Linked DNA regions of Mus musculus: all the other regions are linked to region 1. The links are chromatin loops, found by intact Hi-C in ENCODE. Cell type or tissue: heart. All regions are shown on one strand.

What was found. Peaks named below come from ENCODE experiments on the same cell type or tissue, not always from the same donor. Only the 100,000 strongest peaks of a DNase experiment are listed, where the experiment ranks them.
Region 2: it touches region 1 in a loop (3-fold over the local background); 13 of 42 quality-filtered maps call a loop at or near these places.
Region 3: a loop joins it to region 1, with 4 times the contacts of the local background. A loop is called at or near these places in 13 of 42 quality-filtered maps.
Region 4: a loop joins it to region 1, with 2.0 times the contacts of the local background. A loop is called at or near these places in 8 of 42 quality-filtered maps.
Region 5: a loop joins it to region 1, with 2.8 times the contacts of the local background. A loop is called at or near these places in 13 of 42 quality-filtered maps.

The regions. Positions count from the first base shown.
Region 1 is chr3:62,337,330-62,342,329 of GRCm38, forward strand. Arhgef26 (Rho guanine nucleotide exchange factor (GEF) 26) reads left to right here and starts at 1,448. Exons shown (of 14, transcript NM_001081295.1): 1 at 1,448-3,244; 2 at 4,015-4,054. The coding sequence starts at 2,168. Gm33923 (a long non-coding RNA gene) reads right to left here. Exons shown (of 3, transcript XR_375701.3): 3 at 3,689-4,518. In heart, a CTCF peak has its summit at 2,588; DNase peaks (open chromatin) are centred at 1,702, 2,332 and 2,512; H3K4me3 peaks cover 2,354 bases; H3K27ac peaks cover 1,630 bases; H3K27me3 peaks cover 69 bases.
Region 2 is chr3:62,439,869-62,444,868 of GRCm38, forward strand. All of the region lies in intron 10 of Arhgef26 (Rho guanine nucleotide exchange factor (GEF) 26), which reads left to right. Among named protein-coding and RNA genes, the nearest start is that of Dhx36, 65 kb to the right of the region's middle. In heart, no CTCF peak of the experiment used is centred here; no DNase peak of the experiment used is centred here.
Region 3 is chr3:62,448,361-62,453,360 of GRCm38, forward strand. All of the region lies in intron 11 of Arhgef26 (Rho guanine nucleotide exchange factor (GEF) 26), which reads left to right. Among named protein-coding and RNA genes, the nearest start is that of Dhx36, 56 kb to the right of the region's middle. In heart, a CTCF peak has its summit at 1,926 (motif pointing left); no DNase peak of the experiment used is centred here.
Region 4 is chr3:62,213,139-62,218,138 of GRCm38, forward strand. No RefSeq gene overlaps it. Among named protein-coding and RNA genes, the nearest start is that of Arhgef26, 120 kb to the right of the region's middle. In heart, a CTCF peak has its summit at 2,854; no DNase peak of the experiment used is centred here.
Region 5 is chr3:62,456,022-62,461,021 of GRCm38, forward strand. It overlaps Arhgef26 (Rho guanine nucleotide exchange factor (GEF) 26), which reads left to right. Exons shown (of 14, transcript NM_001081295.1): 12 at 2,352-2,419; 13 at 3,589-3,693; 14 at 4,183-5,000. The coding sequence ends at 4,325. Among named protein-coding and RNA genes, the nearest start is that of Dhx36, 48 kb to the right of the region's middle. In heart, a CTCF peak has its summit at 2,460 (motif pointing left); no DNase peak of the experiment used is centred here.

The sequences.
Region 1 (5,000 bases):
GGGGAGTAGGCTGTTGCTCAGGACGGAGGTGAGCAGACTGTGACTTCTTCATCACAAGTCACCACAGCTCAAGAACCCATGTGACCTACAGGGACATTAACTTCTCAGGCCATTCTCGAAGTCTTTAAACTTTGATCACAGACTGCACTCTGATCCACGTTAAACCTGCCACTTATAAATCTCCACAACTTTCTGAAGTTAAATTTATTATATAAAACTAATATTATTGATATGAAAATCCCCTACAGCAAGGCTCCATAGATGAACATAGAATCCACTTATTTCCGTATGAAATTGTTAGTAAATCTTCTCAAAAATGATTTCGATATACATTTTGATTCCATTTGTTCGAGTTCAAAAAAGTTTCTGAGATCAAAGACCTTCACTGTGTCACTTTGGTAATTATAGAAAAACATAAAGAACCACCCTTCCTTTTGCCACCCAAAGCAGAAAGAAGCATGGCTTTAAACAGTGGGCACTCACATGAACTTTGAACACTTGGAGCCTGCCCTGTGTCTTGCTAACAACCAATTCTACAGATCTCATCAACCAAAATCATGTCTTCTCAGGTCGTACATACCTGGAATTTCACCAAGACATAGCCAACTTGGCAACCAACATCTAAAAGATATCACTGGCCCAGTTCATTTCTCTTATTCATCTACTTCCAAACTCCACAGATATTTATCACTTACTGTGTGCATGAGTCACAAATATAACCCCTGCCCTCTTCAAAACTACAATGCAAAGGCAGAATAGATTAAGCACTAATACACAGACATATAACTAAGCATTCAGATTTACAAATTTCGGTTAATGTGAAAAAGAAAGAGATCAGGTGGTTGGGGAAATCGGGGGTAATTCCAATGAAGTGACAAACCAGAAGGCCAAGAAATAAACTTGAAGGCTCTAAGACTGTGGACTTGGCTTGACTAGATAAAGCTAGTGAAAAAAGACTAGATTGAAGGGGTAGGCCCAGCCTCTTAATCTCTAATAAGGATTTGGAATTTACTTCTTGTTCGATATTTTATTCTACATACAGATTTTCAATTTATATTGTACACAACTACACACTAATAAATATTTTGTATTTTGTTTACTTTTACTGTGTGACTTTCAAACATACAGGGCACAAAGATTAGGACATTAGGACATGTAGAGTCATAGTCCACCTGGCCTCTCAGTCTCCTCTGAGTGCATACAAGCAAATCTGTCTGTAGTCCACACATTATTGCAAGCAGATGAGTGAGAGCCCGGAGTGAGGTTCAGTTTGACGCCCACAAGTGGCCCAGTGAAGTGTCGCAGCAGCACCAAGCTCCGAAGTGTTTCACCCTTCCAACCTTCCCCTCCAGGTCTAGGGATGATCAAGAAGCCCTTTCTCTGCTCTCACGACCATTCCCACGCAGTGTTCAGATCTGCGACCGCGCCCTCCAGCTGGCCCGTAGGGCGGCCGCCCGCGCTCCTGCATTCTTGCACTCAGGGTCTGGACAGGCAGCTCAGGTGTGCGCGTCCCGTTTACAATCACTGAGCGCACTCCGGGAAGGCAGGGGCGGGAACTCCTGGGCGCCTCGGTGCGAGCTTCCCCGGCGTGCTGGGGCGGGGCGTAGCGCGGGGGCGGGGCCGGCGCCGCGGGCCTCTGCTGTCCCAGGCTGAGCGGTTGTCTCCGCGCTTTAGTAAGGACCCAGGCCACCCTCGGGGACAGGGAGTACTCCTTGGTCTGTGCCCCGGAAGGGTGAGCGCGCTGGAGACCGCATACCGGGGACCGGGTGGACTGGCGCGGGGCGGGCGGCTAGATGGAGACGCGGGGGAGCGTCCCACGGCGAGCTGTCCCAGCCAGCTGAACTCTTTCCAAGGGTCCTGCGGTGGCGGCGAGCTCTCTAGGTGCCGGCGGGCTTGGGGGGCGGGAAGGACGCAGAGGAGACGGGATTCATCTGATCAACTGCGGCTCGGATCTCAGTCCTCGGTCGGGAAGCTTGGCGGGAGACGCTGTGCCCGAGAAAGGGCGGGTAAGTGCGGCGCTGCCGAGTCCCGCGCGACACCCGTGTGACCGCCGGGCTGGAACCCGGTTAGGCTCCCAGACAAGACTAGTTGTCCGGAGGCAAAGTTCCTTTCTCTTAGGCAACCTGAGCAGCTTTCCTCCTCTCGGGGCTGGCTCAAAGGCCCCGCTATGGACGGCGAAAGCGAGGTGGATTTTTCCAGCAACGGCGTCACCCCTTTGTGGCGGAGACGGTCCACCCCTCCGCTCCAGTTGCTCAGCCGGAGCAAGCCGCGGCCACAGTCGTACCAGAGCCCCAGCGGGCTGCTGATCACCGACTTCCCTGTGGAGGAGCTGGCTGCCCTTCCCACGCCGCAGACTCCGGTCCGCGTACCCGCCGACCCGGACGACAGGACGGTGTCCAGGAGCCCCCAGCTTCTGAGCGCGCATCGGAGGCCGGTGACCAATGGTCGCACGGTGTCCCCGGACTACAGAGCTGCTTCTCCTCGACTCCGACGGCCCAAGTCACCCCTGGTTTCTTACGCGGCGTCGGGCGGCTCCCCGAAGTCCACTTCTAATGGCACCGTGGCCTCGCCCGCGGCGCTGTTGTCGCGCGCCTCCCGGACTCCGGACACCCCGGCCTCTTGCGCCACCGATGAGGACTGCACCGGGGTGACTGCCAGTAAGGTATCTTCGCCCATTGCCAATGGCCTTGCCCATAAAACCGACTCATCTGGCCCAGTATCACAAACTGGTCAGCCAGCTGGGGACTTGGAGCTGGCCCCCTCGAGACTCTCTCCTGCTCTCCCACACAAGTCTTCAGAACAAAAACTGCCACTCCAAAGGCTGCCCTCCCAAGGGAATGAGCTCCCAAACCCTTCCGTGGTTTTGAGTACCAACAGCCCGGCGGCCCTCAAGATGGGAAAGCAGCAGATTATCCCAAAAAGCCTTGCCTCTGAAATTAAACTGAGTAAATCCAATAGTCAGAACGTGGAGTCCCATAGGAGGCTTCTCAAGGTGCGCAGCATGGTGGAGGGACTGGGAGCACCCTTGGGCCACGAAGGGGAGGAAGGCGAAGTCGACAACGACATGGACAGTCCCGGCTCCCTTCGGCGAGGCTTGAGGTCCACGTCTTACAGAAGGGCAGTGGTCAGCGGCTTTGATTTTGACAGTCCCACCAGCTCAAAGAAGAAGAACAGAATGTCCCAGCCTGTCCTGAAGGCCGTAATGGAAGACAAGGAGAAGTTCTCTAGCCTGGGAAGGATAAAGGTAGGACTGGGCAGGCTCACATGCCATTCATTAAATCCAGTGTGAACGTGTTGGGAAAGAATTGAATGCTCATGGCACATGAATTTAATTCATCTACCCAAATCATGGAACAGTGCATTGCTTTCTATTTATTTGAGTCACCATGTCCCATGTTTGTGTTTTATTATTATTAATCAATGAATGTTTTTGACAAACTAATAGCTTAGAACTTGTGTGAGGGTGTGAGGTATTGTGCCCTGATATGGGCCTAGCAGTTGTCCTTACTCAATATTCTTGTTTTCTACCGTTGATCTAAAGGAAAAGGGACAATCAGAGTGGAATGTTTTGGAGTAGATCTAAGCAATAGAGCAGTCACATTCCCCCCCACTTTTTTTTCCTTGATTAATCAGACGACTGGAATCAGTCTATAGAAATGTCACACATGCAATACACAAGCAAGCCTGTTTTATTTTAGACATACAGTCTTAAAGGAAAGACATTACATAACACTTTTATGTGCCCCTCCCCCCAGCTGTCAGGGAGAGTCAGTCACCAGGAGAGTGAATCACAGTGAAATGAGTGGGACCACTGGTCATTTGAGGATTCTTTCTCTAGTTTAACGGGGACACTCTACACTTTATTTTATTGTTGTGGTTAACTGCCATGGGGATTCTTGGCCATGTGCTTTTGGAAGTCTGAGGGAAATAGCAGAAAGGGGCTTTTGACTTAAAATAGCTGTACTTACTTGGCTTATTCACACACATTTTCTCTCCATTTTGTTTTTCTCTTAGAAAAAAATACTGAAAGGACAAGGAACATTTGATGGGGAAGGTAAGCATTTAATTTTCCAGACTTTTATTGCAGCTTCAATATGGTACATCAATTATAAGTTGAAACCTAACTGCAGTAACAAGGATACTTGGGATGAAAAAAAAAACAAGGATGCCCAACTTTATCTTGGATTATCCAGCACAGAGCTGTGTTCACCCAGCTAACCTTGTTTATCCATGGGGGCATGTTTATAAGCTGCTAACCTTTTTCAGTTTACATCTAGAGAGATTTCATTTCTTTAGCCTGACTCCCTCCCCACCTGTTTCACAATGTGGGTGTGGAGCAAGCTCTAGCTCCTCTCTCAGGCTCTTTGAGACTGAAGCTTGGATCCTGTGGTATTTCCTTTGGCCACTTTTTTTTTTCTTTCTTAATATTCTTTTTGCAGTATTTCCACATTTGAGTTTCATTTCTGACTTCCTGTTTTCCTGCTAATAAGCTTCACCTTTGGGGGAAAGGCAGGTATTCTGGAGGAATAAAAAAAAAAAAAAAACATAATCTTAGGAATTTTTATCCTGTGTATTATTTGTTGTTGAGAATTTCAAAAACAAAAGCAGCTTCAGCCAGGTGTTCACATGCTAATCAGATTAGTGGGCTCTGTAAATAGATAGGTCAAGGGGCCAACTGGGGGGTGGAGGGAGCAGAGCGACCGGTCCCAGCTGCAGCCCGGAAACTCCTGGGGACTTGAGTAGACTTACTTTCTTCATTGCTTTGAAATGCTGAGAGTTTCCATCCTTTAATGAATAATGAAGGAAAGTACACCCTTCCATAAGAAAAGCTAATAGAAAATCATGCAGATGTAAAATACACAATTTGGATGACTGTAAAATAGTTCCTGCGTAACTACAAATGAGCTATTTATCAAGTCGTTGTAGAAAGTAATTGTCAGTTGGAGAAGAAACCCAGATATGGTATTTTTGACTAGTTGGGATAAATTCATCTCTTTGAT
Region 2 (5,000 bases), 100 kb after region 1:
AATTATCATTTCTTTATAAAATTGTCAGGCAATTTAAATGGGTAGTACTCGATTAGGAAAACAAACAAAAGAAATAGCTAACATTTGGTATAATCCAGGAACGCTTATAAAGGCTATAGACAACAAAAAGATAATATGTATTTTATCTCATTTAATCTCCACGACAAGTTGGTGCCTTGGTACTGTTACTGTCATTGTGCAGATGAGAGCCATGAAGCATGGAGAGGATTGGAACCCTGCTCAGGTCCACAGAGCAGAAGTGTGATGGGCTAAGTCTAAGCAGGCCTTTGGGGTCAGATCTGTAACCTTACCTACTATGCTGAAATCCGCAACTTCTGGAAATCCCATGAAACTTAACTTCTTAGGACTGTCGTAAGCTAAGCTTTACACATGAAATCTATCTCAATTAGGTAAATCAGGGTTTTTTTTTGTTTGTTTGTTTTTTCCTTTCTTTCTTTCTCTTTTTTTAATTCCTTAACTTGAAATAAATTCCAGCATTGTTCAATGTCCTCTGTGTCAGCAATGCTTGACTGGAGCATTTTAATGCCAGTGAAGCACAAAAGCAAGTGTAGAGATTTTGAAACCAGGCTGTTGAATGAGCGAGGGAAACAAGTTGAAATCTGCAGAGGAAGGTCTGTCTCATGTGCACGCCCTGAAGGAAAACACAATGAGCTGATTCCTTGCAATCCTCTATGTTCCGGGTCTCAGCCCTCCTGGGAGAGTCACAGGCCCGTGACATCCCTGTGAGAAAAACAATTGTTTGTACAGGAGTGACTCTGAAGAAGGATGCCTGGGAAATGTCATGGAAGGTACTAAAAGGGGAGATAGCATTTCAGAATGCCACAGGTGCACAACAGAGTTCACTTCTATGCCGACATCCAGGAGAATAATGTCAAAGCCCCTGGCATTGGATTTCATGGGATGCTGGGCCATTGTGACCTTGGGGCAGTGTTCCATTTCTCTGGCCTGTGAGTGCTGGTCTGAGGATTCCCAGGCAACTGCTGGCTTGGAGACATTTTTCTTTGTGCTGGCCTGTTTTTGTCTGTTTTTTAGGACAGTGGCTGTGTGAATGTTATAAACAAAACCTATGGAAAAGGTTAAAAGATTAAAAAACCTATTCCACTACCTTGAAGGTGAATGCTGGGAGTCATTTTGCTGTTTTGAAAAAAAATTTCTTTAGTACACTTCTCTCTTAATTTAACTTTTTACAAAAGGAAGAATTGAAAGTGTTGCTTAGGTTCCCTTCACTTGTACTTGGTCCATGTGAGAGAGTTCTCAGATGAGTGTGAAATATATGCACATGTTCTCCTGGCACAGAAAACAGTAGGGAAGCTGTCCTTTGCAGTATAACCTTTGACCTTCCCTGCCAACTTTTCTTTCCTTCATCCCATGGATGCATTTTGGTCAAGTATCCTTTCTCCCTCTCTCTGGCCAACAAGAGTGGGTATCTAGGATGATCACTAGTAAGGGTCAAGGTGAGAATCCTCCACAGGGCAGCGCATATTTTAAAATCTATGGCTCACCACAAGGCAGGTCCGACTTGTCTTGTTACTCACCATCCACCTCGTTAGGACTCTTACAGACATGGACATACCCAATCAAAGGATTCAACCTGCCTTAAGGAATGACATTGGAATGCAAATTTTTAGGCAATGTCAGATGTTTCTCCAAATCTCCTGAAGTTATTTATTGGTTATCAATGCCTCATATTTGGAAAACCACCCGTATCATTCATTAAGTCCCTAAGTATGTATAAATTGTCTTCTGAACTCATCAGTTTATTTCACTAGTTCCTATGTCAATTCATGCCCAGGCCTGGTTCTTGAACTACTATACATTTATAAATGTCTTAGTATACCCAGGGAACATATCATTTTCACCTTGTTGTTTCTGTATGTCTATTTTCCCACATGATTTAAAATAACTCAACTAGCCTCTCTACTCAAGTCTCCTCACAAAACTATTTTTGGATTTGTATTTATTGGATTAAAATTGAAGGTACACTAGAAAAGCAGATACTTACCAAGGTTGTCTTCATATAGAAAGACCTGGCAAGCTTCATCACAAATATCTTTTTTTAATTATATTTTTTATTTTACTTTTTCCAATAATTTATTGTTTTTTTAAATTCACTTTACATCCTGATTGCAGCCTGCCTCCCTCCTATCCTTCCAGTCCCACCCTTACAAATCTCTCCCCACATTGTTCCTCCCTTTCTCAGAGAGGGAAAACCCCTCCCCTTGGGTACCTCCCACCCTGGGGCATCTATTCACAGCAGGACTAGGCATATCATCTCCCACTGAGGCCCAACCAGGTAGTTCAGGTAGGACGAAAGTGATCCAATGGCAGGAAACAAAGACCAAGGCAGCCCTTGCTCCACTTGTTAAAGGTCCCACATGAAGACCAAGCTGCACAGTTTCTACAGATGTATAGGGTCCAGCCCCTGAATATTCCCTGGTTGGTGGCCCAGTCTCTTTGAGCTCCCATGCATAACAAATATCTTAAGAGATTTTCTGATGTTATAAATAAGATAAGTCCATAAATTATATATTTGAACTTTCTGCTTCATTTATTTGTGTGCACATGCAAGTGTGTATGTGGGTTTGTGTTTGTGTGTGTGTGTGTGTGTATGTGTGCATGCATGCGCACATGCAAGTAGGAGTGTCATAGCATGTATGTGAAGGTCAGAAGAGAACTTGTGGCATTCAATTCTCCCCTACCACCATGAGCTTGGGTACTAATCTCACGTCCTTAGAGCAACTGTTATCCCTGAGTCCATCTTGCCAATCCTCATTGATCATATCACTTAACTGGGTGTCATTAATATGTAGGAGAGTCATTATTTGGAGTTCTTTTTCTCAGTCATTGTAGTGAATTCATGGTGGCTTTATGGTTATATTTCAGTCAGTGATGTATTCTCCACACAGTTGTCTAGTCAGTAGGACAGATAAGACATCCCATTCTCTTCTGCTTGATTCAACCACACACTTAGACATCCACAGACACCTGGACTACTAATAGTCTTCACATCTATGCACTTAGGATTTAAAACACATTTTATTTTTTAATTTACTTTAAAATAGGTCAAGAGTACAGAAAATCATCACACACTAACATACTCATTGCCCAAACTTGACATGGGAGTTAACGCTAGACATGTTCCTCTTAAACCAAAAAGAAAACACAAGCTGAGCAAAATTGCAGATGAATGTCCCTTTGTCCTCATTCTGTCCTTCCCCTTCCCCAAACCGACTGTGACAAAATGGGTGCTTAATTCTCAGATTTCCACTTAATCCTGCAAATTTCCATGCATCTGTCATTTTGATATTTAAACATGAACTTCTTCTACGTTGTCTTTAAATGTCTTTCTGATATAAAAGTAATAAGTAATATTCATAAATAAATGCTCCCTATAAGAAATGCCCCAACCTGTGTAGACACTATGGGGCAGGAACTAAAGGGCTCCTTAATTATTTGCCTAATAAAGGGGGTGCCAAGGATGGTGCGTATTGCTCCGGTGCTGACTAAGTATGTGCGAGGCCCTGGGATCCAGTCACAGCATCACAAGAAAAAGAAACTTTTCACCGTCAGGCTCATGTCACATCATCTCATGTCACCTCACCTCAGTTGGTGTGCAGCATACATTCAGACATTGTGTGAGCTTCTTCACACAGAAAATAACTATGAGAAGTGTTTAGTTTGGTTTCCTGTTGCCAACAGATGGCTCCTTATATTGTTTAAGATAATTATTTAGAGGAGAGTCTGGACAGAGGTTACTAGGATTTCATTTGGGTTTCAGTGGGGAGACTCATCTCTGTGGCCTCGATCTTGACGGGTCCCTGCACCTGATCGGAAGTGCCTTGCACAGAGCGGGGAGCCCGGGCAGCTGCAAGTGTGGAGAGCATGTGGCACAATGGGAGGAAGTCTCCATGTAAACTCGTCCGAGCAAAGAAAGGTGGTTTTTCCACTCGTTTTTTTTTCCTGAGCAATTCGACTTCCTCATTACATGATCCAAGTTGTTTCAGAAATTGTGTCAACCATATGTTTTTAAATGATGGAGACAAACATGGGAAGTCTGATTAGAGTCAGCTTCCCTGAGGAAAAGAGTTGTTTCTTTCCCACTCCTTTGGCCTTCTGGGACCTGAGTGCGCAGGAGGGGGAAAGCCTGGCCTAGTGGTGCCTGGTGTGGGCTCCCTTCTCCTTCTCCAGCACACACTAGCCAGTCTGAACTGGGGGGTGAGGGGGTTTCAGGTTCCGATTGACAGAAGAATGAGTTTTATGCAGTCATCGACAGATCAGAGTCAGGGGAATAATGGCTATCATTCTGAACTCCTGGGGGACTAACTATCTATATGTGAGTGTACTGGCTGGTTTTGTGTGTCAACTTGACACGAGCTGGAGTTATCGCAGAGAAAGGAGCTTCAGTTGGGGAAATACCTCCATGAGATCCAGCTGAGAGGCATTTTCTCAATTAGTGATCAAGTGGGAGGGCCCCTTGTGGGTGGTGCCATCCCTGGACTGGTAGTCTTGGGTTCTATAAGAAAGCAGGCTGAGCAAGCCAGGGGAAGCAAGCCAGTAAGGAATATCCCTCCATGGCCTCTGCATCAGCTCCTGCTTCCTGACCTGCTTGAGTTCCAGTCCTGACTTCCTTTGGTGATGAACAGCAACATGGAAGTGTAAGCTGAATAAACCCTTTCCTCCCCAACTTGCTTCTTGGTCATGATGTTTGTGTAGTAGTGAGTGTGTGAGAGAACATACCAGAAAATTTCTTGTAAGAGTGAGCCAGCCACTTGCCAGTTTTTGTTTCCGTGAGTTTTAAGGTAGCTGACTGGGATAAATAACGAATTTATTTACTTATTTATTTGCTACTGTTAAAGGTATTTTTTTAATAAGACACCACTTTTAAAAACTAGTAAAGTGTTGGCTCTATATAAGTATATAATGCAAAACCTACCTAGATAACAATGATTTTTTTTTTTTTTTTTTTTTTTTTTTTTTTT
Region 3 (5,000 bases), 110 kb after region 1:
TGCTCTTGCTCTCCACACACAGTGGCTCCTATTTAGTTTTGTTGTTGTGTACCTACTGTGTACTAAGCATAGCATTCAGGTGCTTTTAGCAGATGTGATCTCCTAGGGAATGGTCATACTTTGCGGACCTGAAAATCTTGATAGATGGATGGATTTTAATTGAACAGTTTCATTGACAAATGCATTTTATTTAAACACTGACATTTTCCATAAACAAAAACACTAGGATGAAGCCTTTATTTATTCATTCATTCAAGTTCATTTGGAACGTTCTGTAGCTTTACAGCAATCTCTCATTGGGTTTTTGGAGCTCTTTCGAAGCTGCTTCTACTGCCAAAAGCTAGGATGTGGCCACTTAACATTTCACATGAACACATTGCAGTTGCTACAGTTTGCAGTCTTGAAAAATGGCTCATCCATTTAGGCAAAATGATTTAATAGTAGTTAGAGTCCAAGCAAAGTTTGCTATGTCCAGTTGAATTTGAAGTAATTTCTGGATCACCTGCCCTTAGTCAGACAGAGCAGGGGGACTCCCAGGAACACACTCAGCTTAGGAAAGCACATCTCCATACTTCTTCCCAAAGGCAGGCCAGGGATTGTGCTTGTGCCTGTCCATTCACCAACACTACATGTGCTCACCCTGAAGGAGGGGATTGGGGCTTGGTTTGCAAGTCCACTTTGATGATTTTGTTCATTTTGACATTGCTGACCAAATTCTTTGGAAACAAGAAGTCTCTTGGATATCGCCGTGGGCCAGGAGCTGTGGTGGGTTAGGAAATACAGCCATGGAGGAGGAAAAGGAGTTCCCTATGGCTGCGTCCTCTCAGGTTCCTGCATGTTCCCTGCCCTTGTCTGCCAGCATTCTCAGGGAGAGTGATTAAAACGGATCAGCAGATAGTAGTGAATAACAGCCCCAACTATAGTGAAGTCTTTATGTAAATGTATACTCTTACAGAAGAGATCTTTTTTTATGGGCTCACAGTTCTTTCCCCTGAGCAGTAGAAAAGGCCTCTAGAGTTCCCAGCATTGCCCCCTGTGTCTGCTGCTTTGAAGAGGAAGGTGTCCTGTGTCTGTGTGTCTAGAAACCAGCATGGGACACAACCAGGGCCAGGCTTGGCAAAAGGAAAGCATCTGCTCAACTCTAGAAGTCCTCTGGTATCAGAGGCAGAACTAGACTTTTTTTTCTTTGTGTGTACGGCAACCTCTTTTAAGAATGGAATTAATATGCTACATTTTTTGCAACTTTAAGAAAAGCTTAAAGTCTTTGGGGATTAGTACTTGTCTAGACATTCCAGAAAATTCATTGAAGTTGGAAACTCCCTCTTTGCAGTTAGAAAAGGAGAGGGTGCTGCTGTTTTTGCTTGTGATTTCCTTCTCTGTCCCCAGTTTGTCCTTCATTCTGGCCTCACTGATGTCTTGACAGAGCTTTTCCTGACTGCCTCAAACATCATTTATGAAATCTCCATTACTTGTTTCTTAGACATTCTAAGTCAGTGTCCTGTTCTTTTATGTAAAGGCTCGATGCTTTCCCGGGACTGTAGAGTCTGTTCTACCCTCTTGCCTTTGATTTGCCTTAAACTGAGTGGTTGTACATTTTCTACACCAGACATCTCCTCAGAGTCTTTAGTTATGTCACCCACAAACCCATGAGTATGACTCATATTTGTAGTCCTTTCATTAATAGCAAGAGAACATTCCAGAAGAGATGGGGGTGAGGCAGAAGTCTCTGGGAACAGAAAGAGGGACTGTCATTCTTCTCTTCCCTCCTCTGCACTCAATTACAGCTGAAAAGCTAATAAATAGACTGGGCTGGAGAGGTCACTCAGTGGTTAGAGCGCTTGCTCTAACAACAGTGGCGAGGACCTGGGTTCACTTTCCAGCACCTACACTGTGGTTTAAAACTGTCTGTAAATCTGATTTCAGGGCATCTAGAGTGCCCTCTTCTGGTCTCCAGGGATACCAGGCATTTTTGCAGTACATTCATACACATGGACAAAGCATTTATACATTATATTATATATAATATAATATATATGATATATAATAATATATGTTATATATAATAATGTTATAATTATATTATAATATTATATTATATATAATATATATTATTATATATAATATAATATATATTATATTATATATTAAACATAAACATAATTCTTAAATAAATGGACAGATGCTGACAAGATACAAAACAGCACCGGTAGAGAGAAAAAAGGACACCAAAATGCCCTCTCCTTAAAACAGACACGCTCAATGTCACAGACAACTGGTCATTTAAGTGTCTAGCAAATGATAACATGCTCTACATCTGTAGCTTAGTTCTGAGATCCTGCTTTTCTGTTTCTGTTTTGTTTTAAACTTAAGCCAGGAAGCATAAAAGCTGAACAAACTAATAACACATTATGATCTCTCTTTAAATCAACTTAAGCTATGTTTACCCCACAACCAGTTATCATTTCTCTATGGTATAAGCTATCTGGTTTTGAACAATCAGTCCTAGTCAGTGTAAGGTGTGTTCTTTGCATCTAAGATTTGTGAAATATACAGTTGATATTTTTTTTTTGTTTTTGTTTTTAACGTGTGCTTTTGGATACAGTTCTGTGCATGTATGTACACATGTATATTATACATGCCTGTGCAACACACAAAAGCCAGAAGAGAGCTTCCTGTCCTTTTCAATCACTTCCTTTGTGTCCTTCTGACTCCGGTTCTTCTTCTTGAACTGGGGCTTATGTCTTAGGCCTCTGCCTCTGCACACTACTGCAGCTGGAATAATCGTATTTCTCAGAATATCTAACTTGTTACAAGGGCACCATGATCCAGCTATGTTTGCAGAGCAGTCACTCTGACCACTGAGTTATCTCTCTGAGCCCCCACATTTATGGTCTGCTTCTCTTCTCTCTTCTCTCTTCTCTCTTCTCTCTTCTCTCCCCTTCCCCCCCCCCTCCTCTCTTCTCTTCCTTGCTTGTTTTGAGATAGTTTTTCTCTGTTCACTCCTGACTATCCTGGAACTCACTCTGTTGGACTTGAACTCAGAAATTTGCCTTCCTTGCCTCCTTCTGGGATTAAAGGCATGTGCCACCACTCCTGGCAGTTTTCTCCTTTTTATGTGTTATTTGATTAATATGCTCCATTAACAGTTAAGTTAGGAAAATGATGTTTGCTCTATGTTCCTGGGTTTGAGTGCACAGCAGTATGTTTCATCTATCCTTAATTTTCCTTCTTACTGTCTCCTTCCTGAGTTTATCTTTTGAACCACATGGACAGAATTCTAAACATTCTTTCTCACCCTGCACTGTTGACTGCTAATCTCTAGTCTTGGATTCGTTCATGTCTTTCCCCCTCTTTGTATTTAGCAGATTCCCAAAACATAGTTTTAGGCTGATACAAAAAGAGAATAATTAGTTTTTCTATATCCAAGGCAAGGTAGAGTAGTAACCATATTTAGGGAAATGTTGTTCTTTGTTAGTCTCTGTCACCCTTTTAAAATGTGTACTTTTAAATTAGTAAACTTAGTTTGACAGCCCATATGTGTACATACTGCATTCTGAGTATTCTCACCCTCTCAGGCCCCTTTCTCTCTCTTTATCTCTTCACCCTCTCCTCCCTACACATGGCTTTCCCACATTCATGTGGTTTTGTTTGATTTTCTAACTGTATTTAATTAGGGCTGCATGAGTGACTATGGGCATGGAATATCCAATGGATCCTGTCAGATTGACCAGTAGCTCTCACCCAGAACCCAGCAGTGGCCAATAGCTCAGTGGAGATGGGCAGTGCCTCTCTAGTTATCCCCCTTTCTGGCCATGACTATTGACAGATTTAGCCTTGTGCCAGCCCAGTGAAGGCAACTCAGCTGCTGGGGTCATGATTGCAATGGCCACATGATGCCTAGGAGTTGCATTCTACAGCTCTTCTACCTCTCCATCATCTGTCCCGTCTTTCCATCACTTTCTCCTTCAGTATATTCTGAGCCATAAAGTGGTGGTATAGGGCTCTCCACTCAACTGTCCCTTAATATAGCAGCCAACCATCTCTGAATTCATGTACATGTACTGTGAAGAGAAGCTTCTCTAGTTAAGGCTGAAAGCAGCATTTGTCTATGGGTATAAACATGTTTAGACAACAGTTTGACAATTGTGTCAGTTTAACTAAACAGCAGTAGTAGGTTGCCTCTTAAGGCCTCTTATGGCCTATGTTTTCCCTAGTTATAGGGTTTTGATTAGGCTCATACTATAAGTCATGAATTTTCTCTTGCGGAACAAGTCCTGAATCCAATCAAAGAACAATGGTTGCCCCTGTAATGGTTTTGCCATTATTTCAGTAGTGAGTACATCTTGCCTGGTTGTTGGTTCATAAGGTTCACAGTTGGTGCCATTCTCTCCTAGTAGCCTGTAGAGCACTCTTTAGCATTATGAAAGCTAGTCAGCAGGGAAGATGCTTTCTGCTTTGTTCTGCCTTTGTTTCCCTGTATTTTGCAGTCATGATACATTGTCCATTTGTGCCTTGATGCTGGCAGATATGCCGCTCAGGGAAGGCAGAATGCAGTCTAAGACAGAGGTCTCAGTCTGTTCTTCTGGGCAAGAGATCTGGGACAGATCCTATGCTTCTTAAACTCCTGTGTACCCAGATGCTGCTGTGAACTTTGAGAAGTTGGGAACAGGTCCGCTACCCACGCTGAGCCCAGGTTGAAGGAATTTGACTAATTTCCCAATGAGTGCCAAGGTATGGAGGGACTGGAAGAAAGGAAGGCCGGCCTTCTCTGGGATCTAGGCAGCATTCTTTACAACAAAGGATCACCCCCAGGGTGAACCAGAGATTAAATACCTCCTGCAGGATGGAATGCCCAGGAAAGGAAGTTCATTGACTAGATACTCCGAGCCTATCTAGATACCTTATTAGCATGGAGAACTCTAGGTTTTTATTCTACATGACTGATTGTCAGGGAACTGATTCTAATGCCTACCATTTCAATTGTGAGATTTACTGGAGGT
Region 4 (5,000 bases), 120 kb before region 1:
TACCTATCTATCTATCTATCTATCTATCTATCTATCTATCTATCATTTATCTATTTATCTTTCTTTCCATCAATCCCTTCTCTCCAAAAACAAAAACATATAAGAAACAAATTTTTAAAGACACACACGCAAAAATAGAAATAGAACAACAAGCAAAAGACCGATAACAGAAAAAAAAATGCCTCCCAAAAACTCTACAAAATTACTACTGTGTTTTGTGTTGGTCAACTACTCCTGGGCATAGGGCCTGCCCTGAAGTGTGGTTTATATACCCAGTGAGACCCCACTGGAGAACACTGATTTTTCTTTTGTCTTGACCAGAATCAGAAATCATGACCCATCATGTCACAAATTAGTATGAACACAGCAGCAATATCTTATCAAATGGAAATGGTATATATGTGACTAGGCCCGAGCACATTCTGATGGCACAAGCAAGTTACATAAAGAGGTTGCCCAAATGTCTATAGTTTCTACTTTCTCCTTTCTATTCCCATTACAATGCTGTCTGTTGTGAAGCTTGCATCTCTAGACTCATGGTGTGTGAACTATGGTTGATTTACTGAGGAAGACTAGGGCCTAGTTTACTGATGTTTCTGCACATTTTGTAGGCACTACCCAGAAGTGGACAGCTGCAGCACTACAACACTTTCTGGGACAACCCCAAAAGACACTATCAAACGGAAATCTTCACAGTGGGCAGAACTATGGGCAGTAAACATGGTCATACATTATGTGTGGAAGTTAGAAATGTCCAGATGTATGACTGTTCACTGATCCATAGTCAATGGATTGGCAGGTCAGAGACGTGGAGAGATCATAATTGGAAAATTTGTAAAAAGACATTTGAGGAGGAGGTATGTGATTGATTTCTCCAAATGGGTGAAGTATGTGAAGATACTTGTGTTCTCTGTAAAATTTGCTCCTTAAACGTTTATTTCAGCTGAGGGGGAGTTCAACAATCGAGTATATAGGTAGAATGGCCCATTCTGTGCACAGTGAGCATCCTCTTTCCCCAACCATTCCTGTCATTGACCAATGGACCCATTGAGTAAAGTGACCATGGCACAGAGATGGGGGTTATGAATGGGCTCTATAGCATGGACCTCCGCTCACCAAGACTGACATGGTTACAGTTGCTGCTGAGGGCCAGATCTACCAACAGCAGAGACCAACACTGAACTCCAGATATGGCACCATTCTCCAGGATGACCAGCCAGTGACCTGGTGACAGATTGACTACATTAGCCCCTCTAATTCTGGCAGCTCTGTTGGTTCAACATTAACCCATTCTTTGCCCTCCTGTCCTCTCAGCTTTTCTCTGACAGGACTGCCCTCTGGCAGTCTATTTGCCTCTTTCCTCCTGTGGGAACCACCCATTCCCTTGCTCAGTCACCTGGACTTAGCCTTTGTGTTCTCCCTTTTCTGATGTTCCTTACCTCCCCAGCACTTCCACTTCCACCTGCAATACTTCCTGTTGCACAGCTAACACTGCAATCTTTTTTTTGAAACAGAATATAGAAAGAAAAAGAAAATGAAAAAGCAGAAAAAACCCTCTGGAAGCAAAGCAGGGAATATCCTAGAGGTAGCAGCCACAATAGAATATTTGCTTGAAAAATAAAATAAAAATACATTTTTTTTACCCCCTGCCATTTTCTCGACAGTATTTGAAAACAAATTTTCCATTCTGCCTAGCCCCACATATGGGTACAACTTGTAGCCAGTGTTTCCTACTTTATGGGTTCTTGTTCCCTTCTCCTTTCTTCACCTTTCTCTACCCTTCCACCCTTCCAACTCCCCAACACTAAATAGGAGGAAAACAATAAAAAGAAAAGGGGGATGACATTATCACTAGAATACTTCCTACTAATTAGGGATATCCAATTCCTTGGGGCAAGTCTGATCTTAGAAATCAAGATAGCTAGTTTCTTTTTCTTGTTTTTTCTTCTTTGCACATGACTCCTTAATTTAAAAAAAAAAAAAAAACAACCAACATCAACCAACCAGCAACCAACCTCTCGATGCCCTAGCATTTATATATTCTCTGAAAACCCCCCAGAATTCCAAAAGTCCCACAATTGCAGTAACTACCTGCAGCTGCCAAACCATGTCCCTGCTAGAGCAGGAGGTAAACCAAAGTCAGCGGCTCTGACAGAATGAATCAGCCCCACCTCCCCATACCTGGGATTAAAAAGGAAAAATATTCCTATTTCTGTGGGTTTTTTTTTAAAGAAACCAAAATTCTCATTACAAACAGTAATTAAGACACTTGCTCATCCATGTTTAATACTGATCTATTTGTAATCACCTGAAAGTTAAAACAGCCTAGATGTCCACCAATTGATGAATTGATAAGGAAAATATACATTTAACAATGGACTATTGCACATACCTTTAATCTGAACACTCTGGAGGCAGAGGCAGGAGGATCTCTGAGTTTGAGGCCAGCCTGTTCTACAGCTCAAATTCCAGGACAGCCAGGGCTACATAGAAAAACTTTGTCTCAAAACTCTTTAGAAAAAAAAGGAGAGAGAAAGAAAGAAAGAAAGAAAGAAAGAAAGAAAGAAAGAAAGAAAGAAGGAAGGAAGGAAGGAAGGAAGGAAGGAAGGAAGGAAGGAAGGAAGGAAGGAAGAAGGAAGGAAGAAAGGAAGAAAGATTTTAAAAGAAAAAATTGCAGGTAAATTTATGGACTCATGGAGATAGAAAAAAAAATCATCCTGAATGAGATAGCTTAGATCCAAAATGACAAATATTGTGTATCTTTTATTTTCTTATATATGTTCACCTCCACCTACTACATACTGGTTCTCCTACAATAACCAAAAGGACTACCATCAATTTCAAAAACACCCCCTGGGGGGCACTGTAGCCCTGCTAAGAGTCACTATCCTGGCTCTAGTGTAAAATCTAAATCCATAAAGTATCTTCTCTTTATTATTCTTCCCACAGAGCATGCTTTGCAGTTTCTTTGATCTCTCTCAACTAAATTTATATCTCAGGCCTTAGTTCACTCTAAGCCACTACTATTATTCAGATTTATCATTCTGAATAAGGACTTCTGGTCAGGATGGTATATAATTTCACGTGAAAGAATGTGGTCTTTCCATCCCTTCTCTCTACCTCAAAATCACAAAGTTATAGTCCAAATTTTTTAAAATATAAACTCATTGTTATAAAAAAAATAGTTCCAGGTGGAAGAATAAATATAGCAAAAATGCAAGGATGCAAACAAGGGCTAGGAATTTTGAAAACAGGCACAGAATCTTCACCTCTATGAGGCAAGAGAGTTGGAGGTAGCAGTCATTTGGGGCAAAATGAGCAGACAGGCCAAAAGTACCAAACCTGAGTTTCCTTCCCTGAAGATTCTCCACCCATTAACCCATGTCAGTTCACTGTCACTACAGTAGGATCTAGACCCCCATTCCTTATAGAAGACAGAAAAAAAGCAATAGCTGCTGAATAACACTACCTAGTGGTTTTCTGTATTACTTCAAGTCGTGATCCATTAATGAAAGATTTCCTTTGAATGGAGGTGATGCTACAGAATCATCACACCCAGGAGGAAGGAATGATGGTAAGGAACATATGGGCAATTTCTATGTAAGAAACTAGAACTCTGGAGCTAATGAAAAAGAGCTGATTTTCATGGCCTCTTATTCCTTAATTATTATTTCATATAAACATATGTTAATATACAAATAAAAGCTGCTGAGTCTATTTAGTGTTCCTTATATTTATATGTGTTTATGTTTGGCCACTTGATATTGGATGTATCGTATCAGAGACCTCATCTCTGGGCAAGACAGATTCTCCTTCTCTCAACAGCCACTGATAACCTATAGTTCTTCAGACAGGTGTGGAACCTTATGCCATTCTCCCATTCACAATGCCATGTCAACTAGTATTGTCATTGTGCATGTCTTGTTCAGGCAACCATGTTGTGATTTCGTGAGATCACCTACCCTTTCATAAATAGAGGACACTATCTTGAAGCAGACATGATCTTCCTGCCTCCTCTTCCATGTTTCCAATATGTTAAAGCCTGAGCATAATGTTAGAGTATAAGTTGTATTTTAGATGTATTAATTGGGATTGGACACTCCATGGTGTCCATTACTTTCTTAATTGTGACCAGTTATGGATTTCTGTAATGGTCTCTGTCATCTGGAAAACAGAGCTCATTTAATGAGAGGTACATATGTATCGAAAGACTAAAGCTATGATCCACAAATGAAAGAACATACTTTCAGAACAGCAAATGAGTTGACACACAAACCTCCATTCCAGAAAAGTTGTTGAGAAAACTCATCCACACCCCATCTTCAGATTCCATAAATACTCTCTTGATGTTAATTTACAACACATTTTATAGCACTCTCATAAGCATCTGATGTAGAATCTGTAGGCAGCCAACTGTGCTTATTTTATAGTTTATATAGTTTAAGAACATTCTGGGAAAGCTAAAAACTAGCCCACTGTATTTATATCATGGTCTCCAGATGATTATACTTGCCCTAAGTGCCCATTTATGGTCCAACTGAACCACATATTGTCTCATTTGCACAAAAACAAATGAGAAAGTACTGTAAAACTAAAAATATCCATACTCTTGTGTGTTTTCATATGACAGGGTAACCAGACTACTCCCTAAGAAGAAAGATATTAACTAAGATGAGAACTGTTGTGTCTAGAGGAACTGAGGGCTACTATAAAAAGGAGCAGGAAAAAAGTCAAGATTCAGCAAAACCTCAGTCATAGATGGGATTCAAGGGCAGAGTGCAAATATGGGGAGGTGAATAAATAGCAAGAACTCGGAGAAATGCAAATTGATCCAATCTACTTTGAGAGGCAGACTGTGGAATACAAGACCATCCGGCAGAGGTGAGGCTCACTACGGTTTTATTGTTACTGTTATTAGTTCTTTATAGGCTTCATGCAATGTCTTTATTCATATTCTCACATACACAACTCTCTCCTAATTCACCTTATGAAACTATGCC
Region 5 (5,000 bases), 120 kb after region 1:
CTGACTCAATTGAAATGTTTTCAAGAAACAGCTCCATTCAGCAAGGGCAACAACAAGTGTCTTGTTCTGTCCTCTGGAGTCCCAGCAAGGGGCCACACTGTCTACAGGATGCCATTAGTACCCAGACAGCATGGCACAGGAGTGAATGATTTCATCTGGACTGCTCAACCTCAGTGGCAGGGGGCAGCTGCTGGCCTTGTCTGCAAAGTCCTGTGTGAAAGATTCTGTCCCACAGTGCTCTGGGAAGGCAGCAGTTTGGGCAGGATAAGACATGGGGCAAAGGCCTGCCCTGCTTTTGGTATGGCACAGAGAGGCACAACCACTGAGCTATGGAAACTGCTCTTGGAGATCCACACAACTTCTGCTATATCTTAGTTTTTAGTTGGCATTGTACTTTGGAAATTCCAGTGCAGCTTGTGGCATAGTAAGGATCTTTCCCCATCAAACAGCACAATTTAAAGTCTTTAATGGGAACTGGTTTCAAGGAAGCTATATATGTTACTTATTCCTTACAAAACCAAGATAGAGCACTTTCTCTGTATTAGAGAAGTTTTGGAAGCAAGATGGTATCATCAGTTTCTAGCAATTGTGTGTTACTGCATGAAGCCTCACTTCCGTCAGTCTCTACGTGGATGTAGGGATGCACATGCCAGAGTGTGTGGGTCAGAGGGCTATCCCCAGTGACTGAGCTTCATTGCCACTGTGTATACTAGGCTCTGTGACCCTAAGGAGTCCTGAGATTCTCCAAGCCTCCCATGCACTGTAGGAGAGTTGGGATTGCAGGTACCCATGCTACAGCATCCAGCTTTTACATGGGTTCTGGGGATCCACACTCATGCCTGGCAGAGCTATAGGCTCTGAATGATCTCAACCCCCTCTTTGCATCTTTTGTTTGTTTGTTTGTTTGTTTGTTTTTTAAACTCAGTATACATGTTGCATCCTAATTGCATTATCTATTTATTTTACTTTTAAACATATACCAATTTATTTATTTTTGGCTTTTTAAGTCAATCTCATTATATTGCAAAGAGTGGCCTTTACCTTGTGGCAGTCTCCTGCCTGTCAGAGTTTATGATCTGGTAATAGCAGCAAACAACTGATCAAGGTTCAGCTTGTGATTATTAATATGATTCTCTTATAATCAGATGTTTACTGAGCACCAGTTACACTAAGCTGTGCTCTGGAGAGAATCTAATTAGCCAGGCACATAACTGTGTGGATGTGTGATGTGAGTGTGGGTGTTAGAAGAGGCCAGAGGTATCAGATCCCCTGGAGCTGAAGTAATAGGCAGTAAGCCACCTATGTGGGTACTAGGAACTGAACCTGAAGTCCTCCACAATAGCAAGTGCATTTCTGAGCCTTCTCAGCAACTGCAAAAGGCAAGGTTTCTAACAGGCAATAGTGAATGGAGTGCAGAAAAGAAAGGGAAGCGGGAAGATCACGGAGGACAAGCATGGGCTGCTGTGCCTGCCCTGTTGCCAGTCCTTATGTGGGCTGCTCTGCTTGGTAGGGTAGAGGAGTGCATACATGTCCAGGAGTAAAAATAGGTCACTAGGTATTGGGAGAATTAAAAAAAAAATGTTCTTCAAGTTTTTGGGTATAAAGATGTCTGTCCAGAAGGTGTATTGGTATAGTAAATTGGCTTAGATTGCTTATCTCTGAAATGCTTTTATCCTACAGATGGCATTTTTGGAAGATTTTATAGAGAACTAAAATAGTATATACACATAGTTTGATTTGACTAATTGCAATTCTAGCGCTTGCTTTTCTAAATACACAGGATGATGTGGTGGTGGAACAGCGCTGTGCTTGCCCAGGACTTGTAGTAGTCATAGTAAGGTTTTCGTTTTACACAGCTGTAACAGCATATTAAAAATATTTTGGCTATTTTTTTTTCTAACTATGCTCATGAAAATAGTTTAAAGCATTTGAGAATAGTCTAAATATTTCAGAATTTTTATTTCAATAATGTTCACACATAGAAAAGGGATTTCCCAGCTTCTTTACCAAAGTAGTTGAGTATATGGGAGGGAAAGGCCCCCTTAAGAGGGAAATTGGTCCTTTCAACTGTTAAACATCAGATGATTGTGATAAGTATCTGATTCAATGGCTAATCACTTCTCCATTAAATGTCCAACAGTTATATGAGAAGTCTCCTTTACCCAATAACTAGCCACATTTCTATTTGTTTGACAATGATAACTCTTCCCTTTTTAAAAATCACTCCTGTCCATTTTCAAGGCCAGTCCCCTACCTTATGTTTTAGAAATAGGTTTGCAGTGGCTGTCTAGAATAAACTGCTTTCAGTGTATAGAGAACTAATCTAAATTGCACCTGCTCTCTGTGTTTAGGAGTGAGCGAGCCCGCTGGATCACAGCCCTGGGACACAGCAGTGGGAAACAGCCACCAGACAGAACCAGTAAGTTTCTAGGAACACGGAGGGGCTCTGCCCTCTGCTGGCCAGCATGGTTACTGACTGGTTACACTATCTTCATCTCTACTGATTTTTAAAAGGTTCCTTCCAAGACAGCTGTTAGTTCCTCCCATGTTAGTTGCTAAACATGAAAAATCACTGTTCAGTTTTTCTGGGTTTATTTCTCCATCTGTGAGTCAGAGATATTGGGTTCACTTCGGGATACTGGGAGGACAAAGGTCAATTATAGAGGGTCAAAGTCCTGCTCGAGCCATAAAATGCTTATGGCTAGTGGTTACTAATAGGCTTGAATATAAACAGAAAAGTGTTTGTTTTTTATTGCTTTGAGAAAAAGACTTGCTATGTAGCTCTGCCTGGGTTTCACACTGGTCCAGGCTGGCTTTGAACTCAAGTTTTTGCCTCAGCTTTACACAGGGTGGCATGAGCTACCATATCTGGTTACAAGTTTTTGGTCTAAAGAAAATTACATCTTTTCACGATCCTTTTTAGTGTAGGTGGCAATGTCAAGAAAATGTACTTTATTCCTCTGGTGTCATAGTATGCACATTCAATGGTGACACTATATTTCTGGATGACTGAAGGATGAGGCTTGCAAAGGTGGGTTTCTGGAGCCCTTTAATGATCACAGCCTTTAGAGTTAAAGCAAAAGTGGTCGGCTTGACGTCAAATTTTATATTAAAAACAAATAATGAAGCCATGTCAGTTCTGCTGAGGTTGTATTGTTGCAAGTCAGCATTTGGGGGCACTCTGAATTCATCTGGCCATTGTCTGGAGCCTTCATTTTTTTTCTAAGCTTTGCCACAGCCTTTATGCCTGGTTCCTGATAGGATAGGGTAACTGTAGATAAAGCTCCGGGCATTGCAGATGGTATGAGTTGTATAATCTTGGCCTGCCACTTCCTCTCTCACCTCCATTTCTCCGTGTAACACATTGAATGACTCCTGCTACTGTTGAGCATCTCCATGCATCATAAGAGTCCTCCTGACCCCAACATTTAAAACCAGGCACGAGGCTTCTTTAATTTCCCGTAGGAGCCCAGCTCAGACCACCAGTCCCAGCCCTGAAACCACAGAGCCCAGTGAGTGAATGCATACTGCTGCTTTGTACAAGATTTCTCAGCCCCTGAAGCTCAGAATGTCCCTTTTCCTCCACAGCCCTGACCCAGGTGGAAATCATTAGGTCTTTTACTGCCAAACAGCCTGATGAACTTTCCCTGCAGGTGGCAGACGTGGTCCTCATTTATCAGCGTGTTGGCGATGGTGAGTAGGACTGTTCTCATAGGAACTGGTGGACTGGTGCTCACAGAGCCTCAAGTCCAAAGAGTTTCATTTGGCCGGGAACTCCATATCCTGACATAGCGATGCTTTAGCCTCTCTATTCCAAGACAGCCTCCACTTTCCTCTTGTTCTTAACCCGGCTCCTGACAATTCATGCCCCATTGAATGGGGCTCCTGCCCAAAGGATTCCCTTTCTGAGCTCAAGCAGCTCTCATAGTCTCGTCCCTCAGAGCTTTTGCTCATGCCCAGTCTCTGGTGCACCCATCATTCGCTCTTGCAACCTTGTCCTACTTCACATTAAGTATTTTGACTTTAACAGGCATCTATTGCACTGAAGTTTCTTCTTGATTATTACCCATGGTATCCAGTCCATGGAAGAAAGTGACCTCTGAATGAGCATCTCTTCAGAGTAAGCTGGCATGGAACAATACCTGCAGACATTGTCTGATGCAGCCTGCTTTTTTCTTGCAGGCTGGTATGAAGGGGAACGACTTCGAGATGGAGAGAGGGGCTGGTTTCCAATGGAATGTGCCAAGGAGATAACATGTCAAGCTACTATTGATAAGAATGTGGAGAGGATGGGACGATTGCTAGGACTGGAAACCAACGTGTAACCTCTCAGATGGCCAATAGAATGGAGACTTAATATTACAGTTACTACAGTCTGCTTAATTAAAAGGATGGAAACACTTGCCTCTAAGCTTGCCAAGCCATTCTGCACTTTGGAAGAACAGCTACCAGATGCACTGAGTCCACAAAGCTCAGCTTTTGCATAATGATGCTCCTGAAAACATCTGCGTCCAAGGATGACAACAATTGTGGCTCCTACCATTTCCACTGTTTCCTAAGATGATGTATCTTGGCCTCTCTGTCCCCACTTCACTTAGACCATTGCTCTTCCGCATGAGTTTCTCCTTTGTATGGTCTCACAGCACCAGCAAGTTTGTCTTTGAGATTGTCCATTTTGTAAATACTTTTTGTGTCTTAGCCTAATGCTGTTAATTCCACAAGGAACTAATAGTAGTTCGGTAGGTGAGCTGTCATGTTTTGTAAACCTCTTTCTACGAAAGGGAAATTGACACTTGAACTCTGCCACCATTTTCCTTAATAGAAGGAAGGTGAGGCACCACCTAGTGAGGATTTTTAAAAATCCATCTCATTCAATATTGTTCTTAGATAACTACAGCATTGCAACCTTAAGCTACTAAAATGACATGGGATTTCCAGCTCACGTATGTGAGAACATCCTGAAGACAGGATATTATGGGTCAACTGCTAAAGAGCTGACA